Regions from separate parts of the Homo sapiens genome. Here region 2 is linked to region 1. A link is an interaction called in ENCODE POLR2A ChIA-PET data of the cell type or tissue named here. Cell type or tissue: CD4-positive, alpha-beta T cell. All regions are shown on one strand. Links, peaks and the distances in the headings refer to the core of each region. The heading gives the core; the rest is flanking DNA.

The links. Peaks named below come from ENCODE experiments on the same cell type or tissue, not always from the same donor. Only the 100,000 strongest peaks of a DNase experiment are listed, where the experiment ranks them.
Region 2: POLR2A ChIA-PET joins it to region 1 with 16 read pairs; 4 of 35 experiments call an interaction of 5 or more read pairs at or near these places.

What each region holds. Positions count from the first base shown.
Region 1 is chrX:102,594,992-102,606,983 of GRCh38, forward strand. ARMCX5 (armadillo repeat containing X-linked 5) reads left to right here and starts at 4,524. Exons shown (of 4, transcript NM_001168478.2): 1 at 4,524-4,856; 2 at 5,929-6,041; 3 at 6,473-6,518; 4 at 6,889-9,168. The coding sequence starts at 7,151. The coding sequence ends at 8,827. It overlaps ARMCX5-GPRASP2 (ARMCX5-GPRASP2 readthrough), which reads left to right and starts at 4,524. Exons shown (of 19, transcript NR_146584.3): 1 at 4,524-4,856; 2 at 6,473-6,518; 3 at 6,889-6,986; 4 at 10,491-10,662. RefSeq lists enhancers at 4,570-5,341, 4,774-4,823. In CD4-positive, alpha-beta T cell, for the core only: no CTCF peak of the experiment used is centred there; a DNase peak (open chromatin) is centred at 4,520; H3K4me3 peaks cover 2,023 bases; H3K27ac peaks cover 2,425 bases.
Region 2 is chrX:102,716,505-102,728,496 of GRCh38, forward strand. ARMCX5-GPRASP2 (ARMCX5-GPRASP2 readthrough) reads left to right here. Exons shown (of 19, transcript NR_146584.3): 7 at 4,030-4,317; 8 at 4,453-4,587. It overlaps GPRASP2 (G protein-coupled receptor associated sorting protein 2), which reads left to right. Exons shown (of 5, transcript NM_001004051.4): 5 at 1-1,229. The coding sequence ends at 882. GPRASP3 (G protein-coupled receptor associated sorting protein family member 3) reads left to right here and starts at 4,239. Exons shown (of 4, transcript NM_001142524.2): 1 at 4,239-4,321; 2 at 4,453-4,587. RefSeq lists an enhancer at 4,046-4,105. In CD4-positive, alpha-beta T cell, for the core only: no CTCF peak of the experiment used is centred there; a DNase peak (open chromatin) is centred at 4,187; H3K4me3 peaks cover 1,099 bases.

The DNA of each region.
Region 1 (11,992 bases), core at 1,374-9,373:
CAGAATGCAGGCAAAAACTCGCTGGTAGATTGGAGTCCATGAAACTTAGAGTCAGAGAAAATTTAAGGGGAGTATATAATTTTCAGACGGACAGGTTTGATTAATTATAAACAATTTCCTTTGAAATCCACTTCCTACTAATGAAGGCTTAGGAAACTGAACAGCAATTTATCTTTACTACTCTCAGTGCTCCTGGTTCTTCTCTGCCGCCATGAATGACTGGCAGATACATGGGCACTTTTCTTCTTACTAACATTTGTGCCAATTCATTGTATAAAGGAACTATGTAGCATCCTGTAGAAACCAATGTGTTCTTTCCTTAATTGGTCCTACACCAGGATGACCTCAGACCCCTGTAGTGTCCAGTCAGTTATCTCTGAGCCCTGTCTATTCACCTGAGAGGACCCCAGTCTTCACTCCAGTCATACTAGACTCCCTCTCCCTTCTACCCATCCAGCCTCCATAAGTCCTGCCCATTGTTCTGGGTACAGCTCCTCTTCAAGGAGACTCTGACATCTCCAGTGAGGCTTCCCTTCTCTTTTATACATTAATGCAGTTTTACAGAGGTCATCATAACTTCCACACAGACCTAGACCTTGTTCAGTGGTTATCTTGATATTTCACAGCACATAGGCCACAGGGGATGTTGAGAGTGACCACATAAATGCTCACTGATTCTGGCGATCATGGTATCTCTGGGACAGAGGTTCTGTGGTGCAGTGGTTAAGAGTACTGGCCCTAAAGCCATGTCATACTGTTCATATCATCATGTTCACATCCAAGATGTGGCCCTCACTAACTTAACAACTCTATTGATGATGAAAATAATGATGGTGTAGGTGAAATCCTGCTCCCTGTACCAAGAGGCCTAGGTGTTGGGGGTCATGGGTAATGACTAGTCCCTGAGGTGCTGTGTCATTCAGGCAGAAACACAGGTTGTTGACATAGAAAAACTGAAGTAAGGGGTAGGGTATTAAAACTTTTAGAAATACTATATTCCAGGTATTATACATTTTTTATCTCCCTTGATCCTACCATTTTTATTACCATGACTCATATCAAGTGTTACGAGAAGTGACTTTCCCCAGAGAAAAAATACTGTGAATTACTTTTCAGGGACTCAAGCCCTGGAAATACTAAACATCCCAATATTTTTCTATCCCATCATGTGGACTTTCAATAGACTTTCAATGTCCTCACGTATATTGTTTGTATTTGCTCTTAAATAGCGAACTATACTACATTTTAAAATTAAAAAAACTATAAAATTTGAAATGTCTTATGTATAGAGATATATGTATATATACATATGGCTTTATATACATATAACTACATATCAATGTCTTTGGTATAGCTTTCTCCATATATAGCATACACAAGTTGTGCATAAATAGAATATAAATTATTTATAAGTGCATATATATATGCACACATATATACATACATACATACACACAAAAAAGGTGTAGGAAAATATTTATGATCTATATTGAAGACATGGGGTTAGTATGCTTGGCATACAAAGATCTCTTAACAAATAGAGAAATTGGCAAATAATAACAGAATGCACAAAGAACTATGTAAATATACAATAAATATTTGAAAATATGCTCAACCAAATGAAATGGCAAATAAAAATCCAGAGATATCATAATAAGGAAAAGAGGTAAGGTAATATATTACTCAGAGGGTAATCACGATTTTGCAAAGAAATGTATTTTACATGTTTATACATTGGAGTGTTTTGATATCTGAGAATACATTACAGAAAGAGAAACAATCTGAAGAATATGCACCAAGTGATTAATAGTGAATGGATAATTAAGTACCTAAAATTGCTACTAACAATTGCTAACATGTGTTGGATCTTTCAGCTCTCAAGCAATGCCGTGAGGTGTACTTAGAGAAAGCATTAAGTCACTTTTCTTTTTGGTAGAATGTAAGATTAGAAGTATGAGTATTCCTTTAACAATAAAAATCAACTTGAATCTCCAATGGGCTTTCTGGCTAAAAGTTGAAGGCCAAGTAAAAATCTTGGAGCAAGGGCATTTTTTTTTCTCCTTGCTTCAACTTACTGTTCATAGCGCCTGCCACCCAAAAAAGAGAAATGAAGCCTGGCGCTAATAATATACTTAGGTTATTCTCTGATATCCTCATTTTTTAAGGTGTATATAAGATACCTTTTCTGCTTTGGATCTTTCAAATGTCTGAAATGTTCCTAAGATAATTACATAAGTCATAAAACAGCAGTTATTATGAAAATGAATGATGATTTTAAAATTTTATCAGTTGATAGACATACTTTAGCAGTAAGATCATTACTCAAGGGGAACTACAAACCACTGCTCAAGGAAATCAAAGAGGAAACAAGCAGATAGAAAAACATTCCATGCTCATGGATAGGAAGAATCAATATCGTGAAAATGGCCATACTGCCCAAAGTAATTTATAGATTCAATGCTATTCCCATCAAACTACCATTGACATTTCTCACCGAATTAGAAGAAACTATTTTAAAATTCACGCAGAGCCAAAAAAGAGCTCGTATAGCCAAGACAATCCTAAGTAAAAAGAACAAAGCTGGAGGCATCACACTACCTGACTTCAAACTATACTACAAGGCTACAGTAACCTTGTAGAACAGCATGGTTCTGGTACAAAAACAGACACATAGACCAGTCGAACAGAATAGAGAACTCAGAAATAAGACTGCACATATACAGCTATTTGATCTTCGACAAACCTGACAAAAACAAGCAATGGGGAAAGGATTACCTATTTAATAAATGGTGCTGGGAAAACTGGCTAGCCATATGTAGAAAACTGAAACTTGACCCCTTGCTTACACCTTATACAAAATTTAACTCAAGATGGATTAAAGACTTAAATGTCAAACTCAAAACTATAAAAACCCTGGAAGAAAATTTAGGCAATACCATTCAGGACACAGGCACAGGCAAATTGCCAAAAGCAATTGCAACAAAAGCAAAATTTGACAAATGGGATCTAATTAAACTAAAGAGCTTCTGCACAGAAAAAGAAACTATCATCCGAGTGAACAGGTAACCTACAGAAGAGAAAATTTTTGCAGTCTATCTATCTGACAAAGGTCTAATATCCAGAATCTACAAGGAACTTACATTTACGAGAAAAAAACAAACAACCCCATTAAAAAGTGGGCAAAGGACATGAACAGACACTTCTCAAAAGAAGACATTTATGTGGCCAACAAACACATGGAAAAAAGCTCAACATCACTGATCATTAGAGAAATGCAAATCAAAATCACAATGAGATACCATCTCACACCAGTCATAACGGCAATTAATACAAAGTTAAGAAACAAGAGATGCTGGCAAAGTTGCAGAGAAATGGGAACGCTTTTACATTGGTGGGAATGTAAATTAGTTCAACCATTGTGGAAGACGGTGTGGCAATTCCTCAAATATCTAGAACCAGAAATACCATTTGACCCAGCAATCCCATTACTGGGTATATACCCAAAGGAATATAAATCATTCTATTACAAAGATACACGCACACGTATATTCATTGCCGCACTATTCACAATAGCAAAGACGTGGCATCAACCCAAATGCCCATCAGTGATAACATTAAGAAAATGTGGTGCATATACACCATGAAATACCATGCAGCCATAATAAAGAATGAGATCATGTCCTTTGTAGGGACATGGATCGAGCTGGAAGCCATTATCCTCAGCAAACTAATGCAGCAACAGAAAACAAATACTGCATGTTCTCCCTTATAAGTGGAAGCTGAACAATGAGAACACATGTACACAGGGAGGGGAAAAACACGCACTGGGACCTGTCAGGGGTTGTGGGGGGCGGTGAGGGAAAGCCTTAGGAAAAATAGCTAATGCATGCCAGGCTTAATACCTAGGTCATAGGTTGATTGGTGCAGCAAGCCACCACGGCACACGTTTGCCTATTTAACAAACACGCACATCCTGCACATGTATCCTAGAACTTAAAAAAAAAAAAAAGAAAATGAAAATTAAGGGCTGGGAGGGAGGACTCGAAGGAACACAAAGTTTGTGGAATCGATTAGTATGTATCCTCCTATCTCAGTCTTGACTCTCTTTGCTGACTTTCCTACCCTGGGCCCCACCCCGAGACCGCCCATTTCAGTGGGCCTCTGTGTTTGGAGAACGAACTTCGAAAGACTGGAACACTTCCGCCTGTCAGGCCAGAAGAGATTTCCTGACACCACAGCTGGAAACCCATGTGCATTTCAGTTCAGGAAAGAATGGTAGGCTTGGTGGGGGGAGCTCCCGCAAAAGGGGAACTAATACAGAAACACTCTGGTATTTGTCTGCCTCTCTTGTTCCAGCGCCGTTTTCCCTATATCCGGAATTCGTCCCTGCGCATTCCAATACCTGAAGCGGCCACAGGGTACAGGACAGGGAGCCCTCCGACAGAAAAGAGTCGCGGCGCTAAACAAAGCCTGATATCACTCCGCTTCCATAAGCCGGATCCCCATAAACTACGCTCTAGCTCCTCCCACTGCCGTTGTGGGTAACGCGGACGTGGAAGAACCTCGTCTGCGGAGGAAAAGGTAGATGTTAAATGGTAACTACGCGCGAGGTTCTGAGGAGCCCTGGGAACAGGAAGGAGAAAAGAATACCAAAAGTGACAACAGTTTGCCAATCGCAGTCTTTAATCTGATAAAGCGGTTATCTCGTCTTGAGTCCCAGGTGCCGAGTCAATCCCCATACACAGCCGCCGCCATTGCCTCGAGTCCTTGTGTCTGACTGTCTGTTCCTGCTGCTGTATGACACAGCACCTCGAGGCAAGGAAATAAGAAAACTGCCTCTGATCCAAGCAGAGAAGGTCAGTGAGAAGGTGCGCATCGCTTGGGGGTGGATGTGGGTATCAGAGGTGAACACTGGATACGCGACCTGGTCATGGGAGGCGGGCGGTGAGAAGGAGAGAGAGATGGGTAATTGGAATGGCACACAACAATTAAAAAAAAATGATCTACCTTTTGCTAGCTTGATTTCCATACACTCGGTTCACCTCAGACCATGCTTGGGAAGAAAAAGGTTGCAGCTTCTAGCAGGGAAAAGGCAGACTAGATGAGGAAGAGAGGGCTACTTCCACAGGCGAGGACAGTTGTCTGGGGAGCCCTGAGAGGGAGAGAATGTAAAAAGAGGTTGTAAATGTTTGATAATCAAGGCTCTGGATTTGAAAAGGGTCTCATGTCTTGGTTACTGGTCTGACCATTAATAACCACGTCTCTCTCTCTGTCTTTTCATTTGTTCTTTGGGTGTGTATCACGCGTTTTTATGTGTAAATCTGTTCCTAAGTTTGCAGCACTCCATGTTTCTGTAAAGATCTGTAGGGGACAGCAGACCTCAAGGGGAGAGGAGAAGGAAAAGAAAATTGGCCTGGTTTGTACAGAGTGGGCAGTACTTGGGAGGCAGTACTTGGAGGTGGTAGATGGCTAAGATTAGAGTAGGCAGGAGTGTAAGGGAGCCTCCAGAACTCTCTGCCAGCTTTCCTAACATGTCCTCCCTTACCCGCATTATGTTGCAGAAAATGATAGGCTTTGGGAGAGAGGAAGGAAACATAGGAACCCAGATGAAATATGGAAATAAATACTTTTCATTTTTTCCCCAGCCTCCGTGGTTTGTCTAGGCATTTCGTCCCTACTAACACCACTACTACTACCTTGTAGGGATGTTTGAGTTGTCTCTGTATAGGAATTGTCAGACTTTGAGAATAGAGCAGAGGGGCTTGGAGATTTAGGAGTGGGAGAAAAAGGGGAGATAGAAAATGTTTGCCAAACAGGTACTTATATCCAGAAAGAAACTGTGCCCTAGGTGCTGGTCTCTACCAAAAACAGCCTCAACTGTCTCCTGTGTCTTCATTTATTGGTCTCTGTTTTTGTGAATCCCTGTAGGTAGATCTGTCCCCAGGTCTGTGGAACTGTCAGTTGTGAAGTTTTGTAAAATGGTCACCCAACTTAAAACTAGGAAATTACGAAGAAGAGAAAATTGCCCTGTATCTGTTAAGGTTGGTGTAAAGGTACAGGGACAGGGGGGCAACTTCGACTAGAGAATTCCATCTCTTCTGTTTTGTCATTTTACCAATTATTCCCATCTGCCCCACCCCCTGCTGCTGCTGATTTAGTTGGGAGTCTTGGTAAGTTGTGGGGGTACAGAATGCTAAGCTGCCTTTCCCACTCTCCACTGCTTGTCCTGCTCTCACGCTTGAACCTAGTCTAATCTGAACGAGGGACATTCTAGGGCAATCACTGAAGAGGAAGATGGTGGGCAATAGGAAGGAGGAGGAGGAGTAGCCCTGAAACAAAGCAGTGGGGGAGAGGGGATAGGAGGAGGGAAACACTAGACAAAATCTGGAAAGGCAAGAATAAGGGCAAGGGACCAAGGTCTGTCACCAGGAGATCAGTTTCCACATTCTCCTGTTTGTTTATTTGTCCATAGGTCTGCCTGTAGATCTGCTGTAGGGCTTGTCACCATTGGAAGCAAGGTAAGGAGGAGAAAGTTACTCCAGATCAGTGCAGGTTGGTATGAGTGTGGGGATTGCCTGGGTAGACCTGTAGGATGGAGTAGTGGAGAGCTGCTTGGCTCCAGCAGGGGTCAAGAACCACTAAAGGGATTCCTCAGCTTCTCATCCAGTTTTCCTACTCCTTATGCTCCTGTTTGGTGACTGGAAAGAAGGCTGATGGCACTTGGAAGTGTAGGGAGTGGGTGAAATGAAGGGAGAGAGAGTTTGCTAATTATCTACCTCTCTCACCTAGCACTGAATCACCATATTCTCCTGTCTCCCTGTGCTGATCAGCATGAGGAGAAAAAAGTTGGAAGAGACTCAAAGCCCCATTTCCTTCCTCCACCCCTAGGTCCTACTTCAGTGGCAGATCTGGTGGCCTTGGAGTGGCTGAAGACCACCACCCTCCACAGGGCTGGGCCCATGCACAGCCATCCTTCCCTACCTTGAGTGAGCTTCCTCTGCATGTTTTCTATATCACTGGCAGAGCCTGTAGTTGGAAAGGGGACAGAGTGACTACTGGACTTTGTGTGAAAACACCAACCGGGACAAAACTTCAGTCAAGGCTGAGACGGGTGGGGGTATATAACTTGTCCTTACGTTAAACTTGGAACATGGTTGACTCTGGGACAGAAGCAAGGGCTAGAGGAAAGGCTGAGGCTGGCCTGCAAGATGGAATCAGTGGTCCTGCCACTGCTAGAGTGAATGGTAAAACCCAGGCCGAGGCAGTGGCTGAGGCAGAACTGAAAACAGAATCAGTGACCCAGGCCAAAGCTGGTGATGGAGCAATGACCAGGACACATACAGTGACCTACAGGGAGGCTATGGCTGTGACAAGGGAAGTGATCAAGGTGGAAGATACAACTAAGACTAGAGTCATGGTTGAGACTAAGACAAAACCCCTGGCAGAACGCAGTATAGTGCCACAAACCAAGTCAAAGGCCATGCCTATGTCTAGGGTCAGTACTGTAACCAAGTCTGAAGTCAAGGTTGTTGCTGTCATTGAGGCAAATATTAGGTCCTATGCCAAGTCACATGATAAGGCCAATACTGGGTCCAGACCTGACAGAAGGGAAGAGACCAGCATTGGGATGAAATCCAGTGATGAGGATGAAGAAAATATATGCTCCTGGTTCTGGACTGGAGAAGAGCCTAGTGTAGGGTCCTGGTTCTGGCCTGAAGAAGAGACCTCTCTTCAAGTTTATAAGCCCCTACCTAAGATCCAGGAAAAGCCCAAGCCCACACACAAACCCACACTTACTATAAAACAAAAGGTAATAGCATGGTCAAGGGCCAGGTATATTGTCCTAGTTCCAGTTGAAGGAGGGGAGCAATCCTTGCCTCCAGAAGGAAACTGGACCCTGGTTGAGACCTTGATTGAAACTCCTCTGGGGATTCGACCTTTGACCAAGATCCCACCTTATCATGGGCCTTATTACCAGACCTTAGCTGAGATCAAAAAACAGATTAGGCAAAGGGAAAAGTATGGGCCTAATCCGAAGGCCTGCCACTGCAAATCACGTGGCTTTAGTTTAGAGCCTAAAGAGTTTGATAAACTTGTTGCCCTCCTTAAGTTAACTAAGGATCCTTTCATTCATGAAATAGCTACAATGATAATGGGCATCAGTCCTGCTTATCCATTTACTCAAGATATAATTCATGATGTAGGTATTACTGTTATGATTGAAAACTTGGTCAATAATCCCAATGTTAAAGAACACCCTGGAGCTTTAAGTATGGTGGATGACAGCTCTGAGTCTTCCGAAGAACCAAAATCAGGGGAGTCATATATACATCAAGTTTGTAAAGGCATAATCTCTTGCCCCTTGAACTCCCCTGTGCAGCTGGCTGGACTGAAATTACTAGGGCACTTGAGTATAAAATTTGAAGATCACTATGTGATTACCAGTTATATTCCAGATTTCCTCACCTTGTTAAACAAGGGAAGTGTCAAAACCAAGTTTTATGTTTTAAAAGTGTTTTCGTGTTTGTCTAAAAATCACGCCAATACAAGAGAATTGATCAGTGCCAAAGTACTGTCATCATTGGTTGCACCCTTTAACAAGAATGAGTCAAAGGCCAATATTCTTAATATTATTGAAATATTTGAGAATATAAATTTTCAGTTCAAAACAAAGGCAAAGCTATTTACCAAGGAAAAGTTCACTAAATCTGAGCTTATTTCAATATTCCAGGAAGCAAAACAGTTTGGTCAGAAACTCCAAGACTTAGCAGAGCACAGTGATCCCGAAGTGAGAGATAAAGTCATACGATTAATACTAAAACTCTGAATACCCCTCTGTTCTCATAAAGCCTCAAACAGTTTTTTGGAGTTGCAATATGAAACCAATGCATATTGTAATTATAAATTCAATACTTATGTTTTCCATGTTGATTGAGGGAGGCAATTTTATGGATACCAATTAATCTTGAGATCCTGAACATGTGCTGATTTTTATTGTGCTATATAGTATATAAATTGAGATATTTTTGGTATTTCTGCAACGTGACCTGATAATGAATCTATTCATCCTGAGTAAGCTATACTTCTGTGCTTTATATTGATATGTGTATTCTTTTGAGATTTTATTTACATGTTGTTAATAAAGTTGCATGCTAAAACTGGTGAAAATATTGTCCTAGTTCTTCAGCTGAAATCTAGTCTGGGGGGATAAAGCACAGAGAGCATAAAGATGGTGAAGAACACTGCCTGTGTGTCTGTAGTGGGGCACAAACAAAACAAGTTCACATTGACAGATTATTTAGTTTCGACATACTTAAAAAGTAGAATCACTCTATGCAAGAAGGCAGGACTGTGCTATTAGTTGTCTGTAGGCTCCTACTGATAGGGCTTCAAATGAGGAATGAAGCCCTATCTGGGCAGCTCTGGGGAAGGGAGTAAGGAGGAAGGGAATACAGATGCTTTCATTGTAGTCTCAGTTCCGGAACTTGTGCTCAGCTTTTCACATAAAATGTCTCATCAGGATGCCTTGAAGCTTTTTAACCCCAAGAGGATTCCTGGTTCTCACCCCTATTCAGTAAGCCATGGACAGCTGCACAGGAAGTGTGGTTCTGAAGGGACCCAGCCCCACTGTGCCTTCAACAGCTCCCTCCCTATCCAGGGGTATCAGATTTACTGCTTCATCTGTGATTCTCTCCCCCAGAAGTCCTGGGCCTCAGAGGAGAGTCTTTCTGGGGATTACCTACTGAAACTGCTTCATAGATAATCTCGTCTGTCTCATCTGGTGACTGTTTACTCCTTACCTTTGTTTTCTGGCCAATGTTTGGACTTGGTGATTTGTACCACAGTTGGTAGCAGCCCCTTGTTTGTGCTGATTCTTTTTGGTCAGAGCTCAGCTCTATGTATGGCATAGCCACAGGATACCAAATTCCTTTAGAAGTGCGTAGTTAGGAAGAAATTAATTCCCATAAAACCCACTGTTCTGTCTATTCGCATAGTTTATAGAGCTGAAGCCATGTTGTCTATACTAAGCTTGTCCTGTTTATTCTTAACAAAAGCTAGGTTCTCTGCAAGGATTTGTGGAATAGAATGACAATGTATAGTTTAGGATTTTGGGGTCACCTCTGCCTCTCCTACCCCCTGCCTCTTTTACTGTTAATTTACTGCCCAGAATTGGGAAATATAAATATTAGGATCAGTATACAAATGGTCTTTCTGTTGACCTTCCTCTCCTAACTTTTTATACATTTAGGGGAAGGTCTAAAGTGGAAAATCTCAATATGGTGTAATGGATCCCTACTTTTAATAGCTATCTGTAGTTTAATTTCTACTAGGATCAGTTGTGAATCTATTGTGGTACATCTAAAAGTTTAAATGAAGCACAGTTAGCTACACTTGTGCATTAAGGGAAACAAGCAAGGTAGTTTTTTTGCAATGTGAAACTTCAATTTAGATGATTTTTGAAGTTCTTTATAACATTTTTTAATCCACAGAACTCCTGTAGCCTGTAATACCAGCTGTGGGTACTACTCTCAGTGTTGGAGATCATCAAAATACAATTGGACCAGACCCTTTGGAAATAATTCTGTGTCTCAAATGCCCTGTGGAGCACACACTTAATCAGTTGATGGCTATGGAATTTTCCAACATCAGCTAAAGAGAAGGGTGAGTGTGGGGTGTGTACGTATTTGTGTCAAAGCACAAAGTTGATGGTCTCTCCTTGGATGGGAATTGTGGGATGCGAAGTCATCTCCTAGATTGTTCATGAGGTGTCATCTGTTGATGGACACTTAGGTTGTTTCCATCTTTTGGCTCTTATGAATATTGCTGCAGTGAACATTGGAGTACAAGTATCTGTTTGAGTCCCTGATTTAAATTCTTTTGGGTATATACCTAGACGTGGAATTGCTGGGTTGTATGATTTGTTTAGCTTTTTGAGGAATTACCAGCTGTTTTCCACAGTGCCTGTACCATTTTACATTCCCGTCAGCAATATGCAAGGGTTCCAATTTATCCACATTCTTGGTGACACTTGTTATTTTCCATTATTATTTAAATAGCCATCTTAGGAGGTGTGAAGTAGTATATCATTGTGGTTTTAATTTGCATTTCCCGAAAGTCTTATGATGTTGAGCATCTTTTCATGTGCTTATTGGCCATTTGAGTATATTTTTTAGAGAATGTATGTTTACGTTCTTTGCTCATTTTTAATTGTGTTTTTGGTTATTGTTGCATTGTAGGAGTTTTAAAATATATATATTCTGGATACATGCCCCTTATTAGCTATGTGATTTGCAAATATTTTCTCCTGTTCTGTAGGTTTTTTCACTTTTGATGATGTCATTTGATGTGCAAAAGTTTTTAATTTCAATGAAGCCCAATTTATCTATTTTTTTCTTTTGTTGCTGGTGCTTTTGGTGTCATATCTAAGAATTCATCACCAAATTCAAGGTCACAAAGATACCCATATGTTTTCTTCTAAAAGTTGTATAGTTTTAAACATCAGAGTAATTAGTGTTTCTATCACCTCAAACATTTATCATTTCTTTGTTTTGGGAACATTCGAAATCTTTTCTTGCTATTTGAAAATATATAATTATTTATTGTTAACTGTAGTCACCCTACATTGCTATATAGATCATTAGAACTTATTCCTCCTATCTTGCTGTAATTTTGTATCTGTTAACCAACCTTTCCCACCCCATTCCTTTCCCTATATTCTCTTAACTTTTAATTGAAAAAAAAAAACCACAATAACTTTTGCACCATCCTAATAGTAACCACTATTCTACACTCTACTTCTATGAGATGAGCTTTTATAGCTTCCACATGTGAATGATAATATGTGGTATTTATCTTTCTGTGCCTGGCTTATTTCATATAATGTCCTCCAGGTTCATCCATGTTTCCACCAATGACAGGATTTCTTTCATTGTTATGGCTGAATAGTGGTCTGTTGTGTATATATACCACATTTTTTTATCCTTGCATCTGT
Region 2 (11,992 bases), core at 748-8,747, 120 kb after region 1:
CCTGATCAGCCTAGTCCTGAGTTCACATTTCAGTATGATCCTTCCTACCGGTCAGTCCGGGAAATTCGAGAGCATCTTAGGGCCAGGGAGAGTGCAGAGTCTGAGAGTTGGTCCTGCAGCTGCATACAATGTGAGCTGAAAATTGGTTCTGAAGAGTTTGAAGAATTCCTTTTATTAATGGACAAAATTCGGGATCCTTTTATTCATGAAATATCTAAAATTGCAATGGGTATGAGAAGTGCTTCTCAATTTACCCGAGATTTCATTCGAGATTCAGGTGTTGTCTCACTTATTGAAACCTTGCTTAATTATCCATCCTCTAGAGTTAGGACAAGTTTTTTGGAAAATATGATTCACATGGCTCCACCTTATCCAAATCTAAACATGATTGAGACATTCATATGTCAAGTGTGTGAGGAAACCCTTGCACATAGTGTGGATTCCCTTGAGCAGCTGACTGGAATAAGGATGCTTAGACACCTCACTATGACTATTGACTATCACACACTGATTGCCAACTATATGTCCGGGTTTCTCTCCTTATTAACCACAGCCAATGCGAGAACGAAGTTTCACGTTCTGAAAATGCTATTGAATTTGTCTGAAAATCCTGCTGTGGCAAAAAAACTATTCAGTGCCAAAGCTCTTTCAATATTTGTGGGTCTCTTTAACATAGAAGAGACAAATGATAATATTCAAATTGTTATTAAAATGTTTCAGAATATCAGTAACATTATAAAAAGTGGAAAGATGTCCTTAATTGATGATGATTTCAGTCTTGAGCCGCTTATTTCTGCATTTCGTGAATTTGAGGAGTTAGCTAAGCAACTACAAGCCCAAATAGACAACCAAAATGATCCTGAGGTGGGACAACAAAGTTAATATGATTAACCACCTGCCGCTGATCAGCCTTATGTTCCCAAAGAGCCCTGAGTAGTGCTTTGGTGTTCACAGTCTGTTTTTTTGTTGTAACTTATATTTTTTAATGCTGATGTTAACTTTGTCAAACTCTTGTTTTGAGCTGGATCATTTTGTGGATGCCAAATGAATATCAAAACTGAAAACACATTTGTTGATATTTGTCTTGCTGTCCAGATTGCGGTATTTTTCAGTATTAAGTTTTCAATGAACTGTGTCACCTAAGTAAGCTACCCTGCTATTCGTTGTTTAAATATATGGTTCTCTATTTGAGTCTGTGTTTTCAATAAAGTTCTATGTTAAAATTGGCATAAGTGACCCTTCTTCAGTTTAAGAACCATGTACAGATAAATCGTGTGCACTTACAAACATAGGTAATTATTAGTATGACAAACATGCGCTTATTAGAAAATTCTGTTCTTGAGTTAAGAAGGGAGAGATTATTGTGGGCCCTGATACTTGAGGAATGTTTCCGAGAAGAGGGACCCACTTAAATTGGTCAGGATAGAACAAATTGGTCAGGATAGGAGAGCAAGACAACTTGCCCGCCTGCTTGCCCAATTATGAGCCTTCCCAACAAGCAACCTAAAATTAATACTTCTTATAGGACCCATTTAAATTACCATCTTAGCCCTGGGATTTGCCTAAGGGTAGGATAAGACAAATCATTAGGTTGCTCTTGGAAGTGGGCAGTGGTGGTTTGAAGAAAAGTGTGTAATTGAATAATCTGTTCTAGTAGCATGGATGAACCCAGTCTGCTTGAAACAAGTAAAAGGAGTTTGATGAGAAATGCAGTTAGAAAGTTGGGAAGAGGCCAATTTGGGGAACAGAATAAGCCAAATCTGCATATTTAACAATTCAAAGTACAGGTGTTACTTCAATGCCACCTAAAGGCTGAAAGAGTAGGATAGCACAATTAAATGGAGTGGGGAATATGATTTCCTTTATATTCCTAGACAAAGGAAAGTGTTAAGGAAATACCATGCAGCCGTTGGAATGATTATGTATGGATAGGTTTATTGACACAAAAGGACATTAATTATTTTATATTTGGTGAAACAGAGAATGTGACATCATGTATGGAAAATTAGATTCCATTTTTAAAACATCTGTAAATGTACACAATTCCTATGCAATTTCAATATGAATTTCTAAACACAGTCTGGAATAAAATATATACCTTGTTAAAAAATGCTTAGAGACAGGCGTTGGGGAGATACAAACATTAATAAGACAAATTAAAAAATTAATATGCTTACATTTTGTGCCTTGAGTTATAGATGAGCATGCCGGAAAGGACAGAATTATATAAATGAATAAACTATAAGTGTTAAAAAATGATTAGAGATAATATCATTTAGAAAAGTTGTAAATGAATGAGCTATCAGAAAGACTAGCTTTTTATAAAACGTTTTCAAGATAAAAATTAAAATTGGCCAGGCACAGTGGCTCACACCTGTAATCCCAGCCCTTTGGGAGGCCGAAGCGGAAGGATTGCTTGAGCTCAAGAGTTCAAGGCCAGCCTGGGCAACATATTGATGCCTTGTCTCTACTAAAAATAAAAAAAATTAGCCCAGCATGGTGGCACGCACTTGTCCTAGCTACTCAGGAGGCTGAGGTAGGAGAATCACTTGAGCCTAGGAAGTTGAGGCTGCAGTCAGTCATAGTCACACCACTGCACTCCAGCATGGGTGATGTGAGTGAGACCTTGTCTCAAAAAAAATAAAATAAAATAAAATAATCAAGGGTGGGCCAGGCGCGGTGGCTCACGCTTGTAATCCCAGCACTTTGGGAGGCTGAGGTGGGTGGATCACTTGAGGTCAGGAGTTCGAGACCAGCCTGGCCAACATAGCGAAATGCTGTCTCTAGTAAAAATACAAAAACTTAGCCAGGCATGGTGGTGTGCGCCTGTAATCCCAGCTACTGGGGAGGCTGAGGCAGGAGAGTCGCTTGAGCCTGGGGGGCAGAAGTTGCAGTCAGCTGAGGTCGCACCACTGCACTACAGCCTGGGTGACAGAGCAGAACTCCGTCTCAAAAAAAAAAAAAATTACCAAGGGTGTTAAGTTTAATATTAGTCTGTTCATGGTACAAAAATGGCACCTTTTTCACATAATTATTACCGTAAAAAACATAACATTTCCTTTTGAGGTGACAACAAAGTTCTGGAGCTAGATAGTGGTGATGGTTGTACAACATTGATAATGTACTGGGTTGTATACTTTAAAATGGTTAAAATGTTAAATTTTATGTTATGTGTATTTTGCCACGATAATTTAAAAAATGACCACACAATACCTTCAGTCAGGAGAATTGGAAGACAGGGCTATATGTTGGTTTGGAGAGGAAATTCAGACGTACGAGAAATATCCAATGTTTTATTATTTTTAGACATAACATTTATTTGTCTGAGAATGTTCTAAATTTTCAAAGGTAAAATTACAATTCATGTAAATGTAAAAAGAATATGTGAAAGATTTTTCAACACAATCAACAACTGCTAGGATTAAGAAAACAGTTGAAGGGTATATGTGTATATACAATATACACAATATGAAGATATAAACAAAACATTGAATTTCATAAACACATAGGAAATTAATAAATGTTAGAATAACACTGCCAGGTTAAATATAAAACGGGTTAATATCTTACAGGGCAATAAATTGTAACATTTAAGGTTTTCTATTGCACTGGACATAAATCATTTACATATTTATTGAATAAAATATCTACATGTTAACATCAGTGTCTACAGAGTTGAAAAATAGGTAAATCAATAGACATCCTGCACTGCCCTGAAATGACATCCAGTAACTGAAGGTGACTTTATCTAAGTTTGGTATAATTTTTCTGACAGTGCAACATGCTTTTTTTCCCCACCTGATCCTAGTTTGGTAAGGTAATATGGAAGTGGCAGTTTTGCCTCCCATCGCAAGCCATAAGTTTTAACAGGGATTATCCTGGTGGTGCAAATTGGAGTTTGAATGTTTGTTTTGCTTACCAGCATTTTTCAAGACAGATCTGTGTGTGTTTTAGTATGTCGCTTGAGTCGTATACAAAATATTAAAAATCACTTCATTTCCCAAATCCTCATCGAATGTTCCTCGCCAGCCGAGTGGTCCTCCAGAGCAAAGGCCAGCCTTCCTTCCAGCTGTCTGGCCAAGGAGCTTCAGGATCTTCTAGCAAGCACCCCAGAGGCAGAAGACTGTCATCCATGGTACAGGACTGCGGCGAACAAGCTGACTGCGCAGTCACGTGGGGCTGACGGTGGGTCATGTGACCAGGCTCTGCATTAGGCCTGCCGAGAGGAGTGTTTTCTTGCATCCAGAAAAGACCTGAGAGGCGGACGACACCTGTGCTCCGCAGAGCAGAACGTGGGAGGAACGGCGGGATGTTAAGGTAGGTAGGTGTCTTTCCATGCTGCATCAGCCTGAAAACTAATTTCTCAGGCGACTGGAACTACAGCATTTGTTGGTAAAGGAAACAATCCGTCAGCCAACCGGGAGCGTCTTAGCCCGTCTGTCTTTTGTCCAGGAGCTCAAGAAGCAGAGAGTCTACCTGCCCGACGCGTTCGTGGAGAGGAGCAGCGGTTGCTGTTGGAGGAGGTGGGTGCAAGGACGGCAGATGGCATCCCTGAGAGGTGGTGACTGAGACTAGATGCGGGTGCAGGTAATGCCTCAGATCCGCCTGCTCCCTCCTGCCTTTTGAACACCCTTGACCCCTCATCCCAAGGCTCCCAGCCCAGTGCCCTGTGTTTGTATGTGTGGGTGGGGGAGGTGGGCATATGGATGGAGTTGGCTTCAGGGGAGCCCAGAGCGGGGAAATGGTGAAGTGACAATTCGTGAACACCTGTGGTGCTGGATCAGGAAAGGCAGGGGTGGGGATGGGAACCGTGAGCTATGCGTCCGCACTCATTCTACTCTCTGTCTTCTTACTGGCAGTATTCAGGCAGTGGGGATGGCTGATACCAGCTCAAAACTGGCGGAGGGTGGAGGAGGGCAGAAGAGAACACATACATCTGCCTTTTGCTCCAAGGCTCCAGCTGGCTGGGGATGCAAGAGAGGAATGAACCTCAATCCCGGCAGTTCTAGGAAAAGGAGGAGGAGACATAGACTCGAGGGGAGGAAACCTAGATGCTGTGGGCCCTTCACCTAGGATTTCTCATTAGGATACTCCAAGCTTCTCGACCCCCAAGGGGATTCCTGGATCTCAGCCCCATGCAGCAGGATCTCATTCCCATTGAGGGACACAAAGTGGGTTGCTACTCCGTGTGAGCTCTCTCTCCCTGCTGTCTTGGGCCTCAGAGGAGGGTCTTTCTGGGGACCACCTACAGAAACTGCTTCATGGATAGTCTCCTAAGTTTCCCTCTGCATACCCTTTGCTCTCTTGTGTTGTGATCTCTGCTCATTCCTTAGGATGTGTTTCTTTGGTCCCATCCTAGGTAGCAGCCCCATGGTAAGTCCTTGTCCTCTTTCACATCGAGTATCCTCCTTTCCCCCTACCCCATGCACCCACTGGGTACCAAGTGAAAGAAAATGGTTCCTCTACCCACAATACTTCTGGCACAGAATGTGTGGATTTTTCACACCAAGCAATTCTCTTATTCTTTGAGGACATCAGCTAGGTATTCTACAATTTAATTCAATTCTGATACTACCCAGAGTTAGTGCAGACCTCTCTGGTTAAGGGCTCATTCCCATAAGACTGCCCTCCCTCACTTCAGACAACAGTCACAAGTAATGGATCTCCATGTCACCCACACTTCTGTCTGACTTAGCTACTAGTTGGAAGTTCCCACAACCCCCTCCTCAGGTTCAATAATTTGCTATAAGGGCCCACAGAACTCAGGGAAACACTACTTCCTATTACTGGTTCATTATAAAGGATATAAATCAAAAGCCAGATGAAGAGGTACATATGGCAAGGTCCAGAAGGGTCCCAAATGCAGAAGCTGCCATCCATGTGGATTTGGGGTACACCACCTTCCCAGAATATGAATGAGTTCACCAACCTGGAACCTCTCAGACATTTGGGATTTTTATAGAGGTTTCATTACATAGGCGTGATTGATGAAATCATTGACCATTGGTGATTAGCTCAATCTTCAGCCCCTCTCTTCTCCTTGGAGGTCAAGGGGTGAGGCTGAAAGTTCCAACCCTCTAATCATGCCTTGGTCTTTCTGGTGACCATCCATATCTTGAAGCTATCTAGTGCACCCACCAGTCATCTCGGAACATAAAAAAAGACACCTATCACTCCAGAGATTCCAAGGGTCTTAGTGTCAAGAACTTGAGACTAAAGCCACATGTAACAAAAGATGCTTCCGTTATCCCTATCAGGAAATAGCAAGGGTTCTAGGAGCTCTATGCCAGGAATATGGGACAAAGAATTATGGTTACCAAAGGCTGGAAAGGGTATTGGGGATGGGGTATAAAAAGGAGTTGGTTAATGGGTACAACAATACAGTTAGAAGGAATATGATCTAGTGTTCAGTAGCACAATAGGGTGCCTATAGTTAACAATAGTTATTATATATTTCAGTATAATTAGAAGAATAGATTTGGAATGTCCTCAGTGCAACAAAATGATAAATATTTAAGGTGATGTATATCTCAATTACATTACACATTCTATGCTTATATCAAAATATAATTTATACCCCATAAATATGTACAAATATTGCATATCCATGTGAATTAAAAATTTTAAAAAATTTTAAAAATAACTCATTTCAAATTTCAATCAAAATAAAAAAGATCAAATGCTGATTTCTTCATATATCACAATACATACAAAGTCAGTGTAAGAAAGTGTTGCTAGGAAGAAATGACTTTTTCTAATCCCACTCCTATCCTTATGTTTATACCAAGTTTATAGAGTTGAAACTATGTTGTTCTACTACTTTAAGCCCTCCTATTTAGACTTAAAAGCTAGGATAGATACAAGGTATGTGGGGCAAAATCATAGGTAGAGATTAGTCCCTAGGACTGCATCCTCGTCTCCTACCCTCTCCTATTATTTTCTTCTCTTTACTCTCCAGAATTCTGATAATATAAGTACTGGGGCCAGCATTCAGCTTATGGTTTTCTACTCAAGCTGTCTTGTCTCTTGTCTCTGTGTGTTTTTTCGAGTATGTCAACAGAGAAGACTTCAAGTATGGTGTGGTATAATAGAGAATATAGCTGATCTTTATCCCTAGTTGCTGACACAGCTTCAAAAAATCTTGGAATTTCCTGTGTGACAGGAGTATCTTTGTTATGCTAATGAAGTGACTTATGGTGGGCCCCTAGATAGCTTCAGGATGGGGACTGGTCACCAGAAGGACCAACCATGTGATTAAAGGGTTGGAACTTTGGGCCAGCTCAACCTTCAGGGAAGGTAGTGGGGCTAGGTATTAAGTTCAATCACAACCAATGGTTTAATCAATCTTGCCTATGTAATAAAACCCCAGTGAAAACTTTGAACTTCAGGGATAAGTGGAGCTTCTTGGTTGGTGAACATATTGTTCTCTAGGGAGAGTGGTGTACCCTGACTCCATAAGGAGAGGGTATGGAAGCTTTGTGTCCAGAATGCTTTCAGACCTTGTCCTGTGTATATCCTTAAATGAAACTGTAATAATAAGAATAGCACTTTTCTTGAGTTCTACGAGTTGTTTCAGTTAATTATGAAACCTCATAATGTCATAGGAACTCCTGAATTTATAAGTGGTCAGTCAGAAGCATGGGTGGCTTCCTGAGAATTGGGGCTGGTATCTGATCTAAAGTGGGGGCAGTATTGTTGGTGATTGTGCCCTTAAACCTGTGGAGTCCAATGCTAACTCCAAGTAGTTGGTTTCAAATATTTGATATCAGAACAATAGTGTAATTTTCCCTAGTTTTAGCAGCCACACCTAGATTAATATACATAAAGCTTACCTTTGCTGTGTATTCTACATCAACAAGTTAAAATGAAGGATTCAGACCCAACAGTGTATTATGGGTGAAAAAAGCAGTCTGTTTTTGTGGCATGTACCTGTAATTTAGATAATTTTTAAAATTATCTATGTATCTATTTATCTATATCTATCTATGTGTCTATCTATCTAATCTATCTATCCATCTATCCTGTCATCATTTTTTTTCTTATCACAGCTCCCTTAGCCTAGAATTCCTGTTGTGGGTATTGCATTTATATTTAGAAAACTTCAAATTGTGGCCTGATTAAATACTTCTAAGTCCCAAATGTACTCCAAAGCAGATACTTAAACAGTTTATGCCTGTAGAATTTTTTAATCTCAGCCGAAGAGCAGGGTGACTGGTGTGTGTGTGTGTGTGTGTGTGTGTGTGTGTGTGTATCCAAGCAAAATGATGATTGCCTTTGTTCTGACTTGTAGCGGGTAGAATCCTTCCTCAATTATTTTTCTGGGGTGTAGTTGAAATAAAAACTTCATCATTCACTCAGTCCTCTTGTTCCTTCTCCCTTTTTTGATAAATATTATGGGCTACTTTATATAATAGAGGCTACTTCAGATGTCACTTGGCCTAAAATGTTGTTGTGTGGGGATAGTATCAGAGTGAATTTTTCATCTGTCTAGTCTGGACTTTTAGCAGCCACTAATTCTCAACTCTGCCCCCAATTTCAAAAGAGCAACCTTCAATGGGATCTCATCTATAAAATACCACCAGATTTTCTATCAAGGCTTTCACAACCTTGCACCCTTTAATACAAGTCTGCCTTTCTATCTCCATCTCTCATAACATTCTTCCAAGTCAAGGCCAGGACTAGAATGAAATGAAGAAAGAAGCTCTTGTTCTCAAGTGCCTCACACTATTCCAGGCCTTGCCCCACTTTGCCTGCAGTCAAGCCCCACTGGAAAATCTGTTGTTTTCCCAACTGTATTGTGTGCTTTACTACTTTTATGCCTTTCCCACATGCTGTCCCTTCAATCTTCAATGTTCTTACCCTTTTTCTGTCTATGGGAAACATCATTTGGGCTCAGTTCAAATGCCAGGGCCTTTTTGAAGTCTGATACCTCCTCGCCCTTATCCCTTGCCCCTTGGTAGGAAGTAATTCCTCCATTCTTTGTACTTACACAATATTTTATTTGCCACTTGGCCACTTGTTTCTTTTTTTTTTTTTTTTTGAGACGGAGTCTCACTTCGTCACCCAGGCTGGAGTGCAGTGGCACGATCTCAGCTCACTGCAACTTCTGTCTCCCAAGTTCAAGCGATCCTCCTGCCTCAGCCCCGCTAGTAGCTGGGATTACAGGCACACACCACTGATTTTTGCACCATTAATTTATGCCCGGCTAATTTTTGTATTTTTAGTGGAGACAGGGTTTTGCCATGTTGGCCAGGCTGCTCTTGAACTCCTGACCTCAGGTGATCCACCCGCCTCGGCCACCCAAAGTGCTGGGATTACAGGCGTGAGCCACTGCGCCCATCCCACTTGTTTCTTTATACCATGCATCAGAGTCTTTTTATTTTTTTATTTTTATTTTTTAATGAATAACATAGAACTAGTGTTGAGGGACAGGAAGCATAGAGAAAGAAGCTTGGACTCTGGAAGTGTGATTCAAACCCCAGTCTGTCTGACTGCAAAGCCTGAATGTTTACTACTTAAAATAGTAATTTGTGTTAATATTAAGATTTATTGGATTTATTGGGTGATTTCTATGTGCCAGGGTACTCTACTAAGGGCTCTAAATGTATTCACTTAGTTAATCCTCAAAACAAACTTATGAGGTAGGTGCTGCTATTGTTTCCATTCTACATATGAGGAAGCTGAGGCACACATTGGTTAAGTAGCTTAGCCAACCTCACTGAGTTGGTTAGCAGAGGAGGTGACATTCCCACCTTTGTGGTTTGAATCTGGAGCTGATGTGCATTACTTCTATGCTATGTCTATATTCCTCCAGTGCTAGTTATCAATAAAAGCATCCATGATCATTGTAACTGTTTTTACAATCAGATCTTCTGTTCCTCAAAGCTTGTAGCAAAGTATTTATCATAAAGAAATTAAACCTGAATATTGTTAGACCTCCTGTCCCTTATCCTTTTTTCCCTGTTTATCAGCCTATTCCACCCTTTCCTTCCTTCCCAACCCAATGCCCATCACAGTACTTATTTTTACTACTCTTCTACCTCATCCTCTAGTGCCTGGCTCCACTGTCCTGGAGAAACCCCAACTCTGGATAAATCTCAAGTATCTACGACTTTCTATACCTTTGTTGTTTAGTGCACCTGGGAAAATTAATCATATTGTTCTAACTGTCGACACTGTAAATGTGTCTTTCTCAATATCAGCACAGTCCCCTGAACTGAAAGCAGGTAACCTTTGATATCTTTATAATCTGGATATTTCACAAGGGTGCACCTTCACACAATGATCCTCTGAATTGAAACTAGGTTTATCTATTATCTTAAGTATTTAATGTACCTCTGGACCTCCTAGATAAGTCAGAGTTTGGCTTCTGCCTAAAGCTTTACTTTTTAATCTGGAGCAGAAGCCAAACAGTTGTCAGACCTCTAGCAATCATTAGGACACGTGTTGAGAATTTCTGGCTTTTCTTTCCTGGGAAACATGAGTTCTGCTACTGCAGATGTAGGTGCTCACTGATGCTCACTGATGGACACAAGTCAGGAATTCTTACTCACTGAAGAGCTGTTTTGTGCCTGAGCACATCTAGGATTGTTCCATTTTCATATAACAAGGAATTCAACTAAAACTAACTTAATAAGGAAATTAATTATCCAATGATTGTAAGTACTGACGTAGGGCAGCCTTGATGGTTGTTTAATTCAGCGAAGGACTCAGCTTTTTTCCGTCTCTTTCTTCTGCCATTCACAATATCAACTTCCGTCCTAAGGCTGATAGCTTGATGGCTACAACAATTCCAGGAGGTAAGCAACTTCCTGAGGAAGAAGAAAAGACAATCTTTTCTGATGACTTTGTCTTATGAATGAGGACACTTTCCTCAGAAGTCCATCTGTAACCTTCCCCTAATGTCACATTGAGTGGAATTTGATCAATGCCTCTTCCTAAACAAGAGAGTACCAAGGGGATAGATTATCCGTAGACCAAAGAGACTCACTCTTGGAAATGGAATTAGCCTCTCTGTGACATGTGACTAAAAGGAGGAGAAAGTCAGTAACCTGCAGTGGCAACTATGCAAAAATGGCATCCTTTTAGTAAAGGGTTATGGTAAGCAACACAGAATATACAAAGCACTGAGGCTACAGCACAAAGAGCACAGTGACACTGACTTAGCAATTATGACCTTTAAAAACCATGTAGTTCTCATCTATTCTTTCTTGCTTTCTCCAGCCCACTCCATAATAGGAATAGATCAGAAATTTTAAAAGAACTAGAAAGATCTGATATACACATGTTGTGCAGGATATCAAATAGTTTTCTCAGTATACACAATAATCCTGTAAAGTAGTTAATGCCAGCTCCCTTTTAAGGATGAAGAAACTGGGTTATAAAGACGTTAAGTACCTTTGCTAAAGTTACACAAATAGTGACAAAGTCTGTATTCAGACTTTGGACTGTCTGGCTCTGAAATCTGGGTACTCCCAACTCTTCTGTACAAACTCCCTTTAGAATGTACTCCCAGGGCTCAGAAACTAGTTACTCTAGTCTAAGCAAGCACTTAACAATCATTAGGCAGTTAATGTAAACTATAGATTCTAATAGTATCATGCACTGCCTCTTGATGGTGGTGGTGGTGGTAGTGACATAGACAACTTTTCTCTCCTAGCATTAAGTTACAGTTCCTCAGACTTCATTACCAATAATATATATATTTTTCAATTTTTAAAGATTTTTTGTAGAAACAAGGTATAACTGCATTGCCCAGGCCAGTCTTGAATTCCTGCACTCAAGTGACCCTCCCACCTTGGCCTCCCAAAGTGCTGGAATCACAGGCATGAGCCATTGTGCATGGCCATTACCAGGAATTTTGATTCAGGAGGTCAAAAGTCTAATTTGCATTGCACATTACAAATTTTTGGGCTGAGATGTCAGGTTCAGGGAGCCCCATAAATTTCCTGTACCTGGGAGTGAAAAGAGCTAATATTTATGGAGCAGCTGG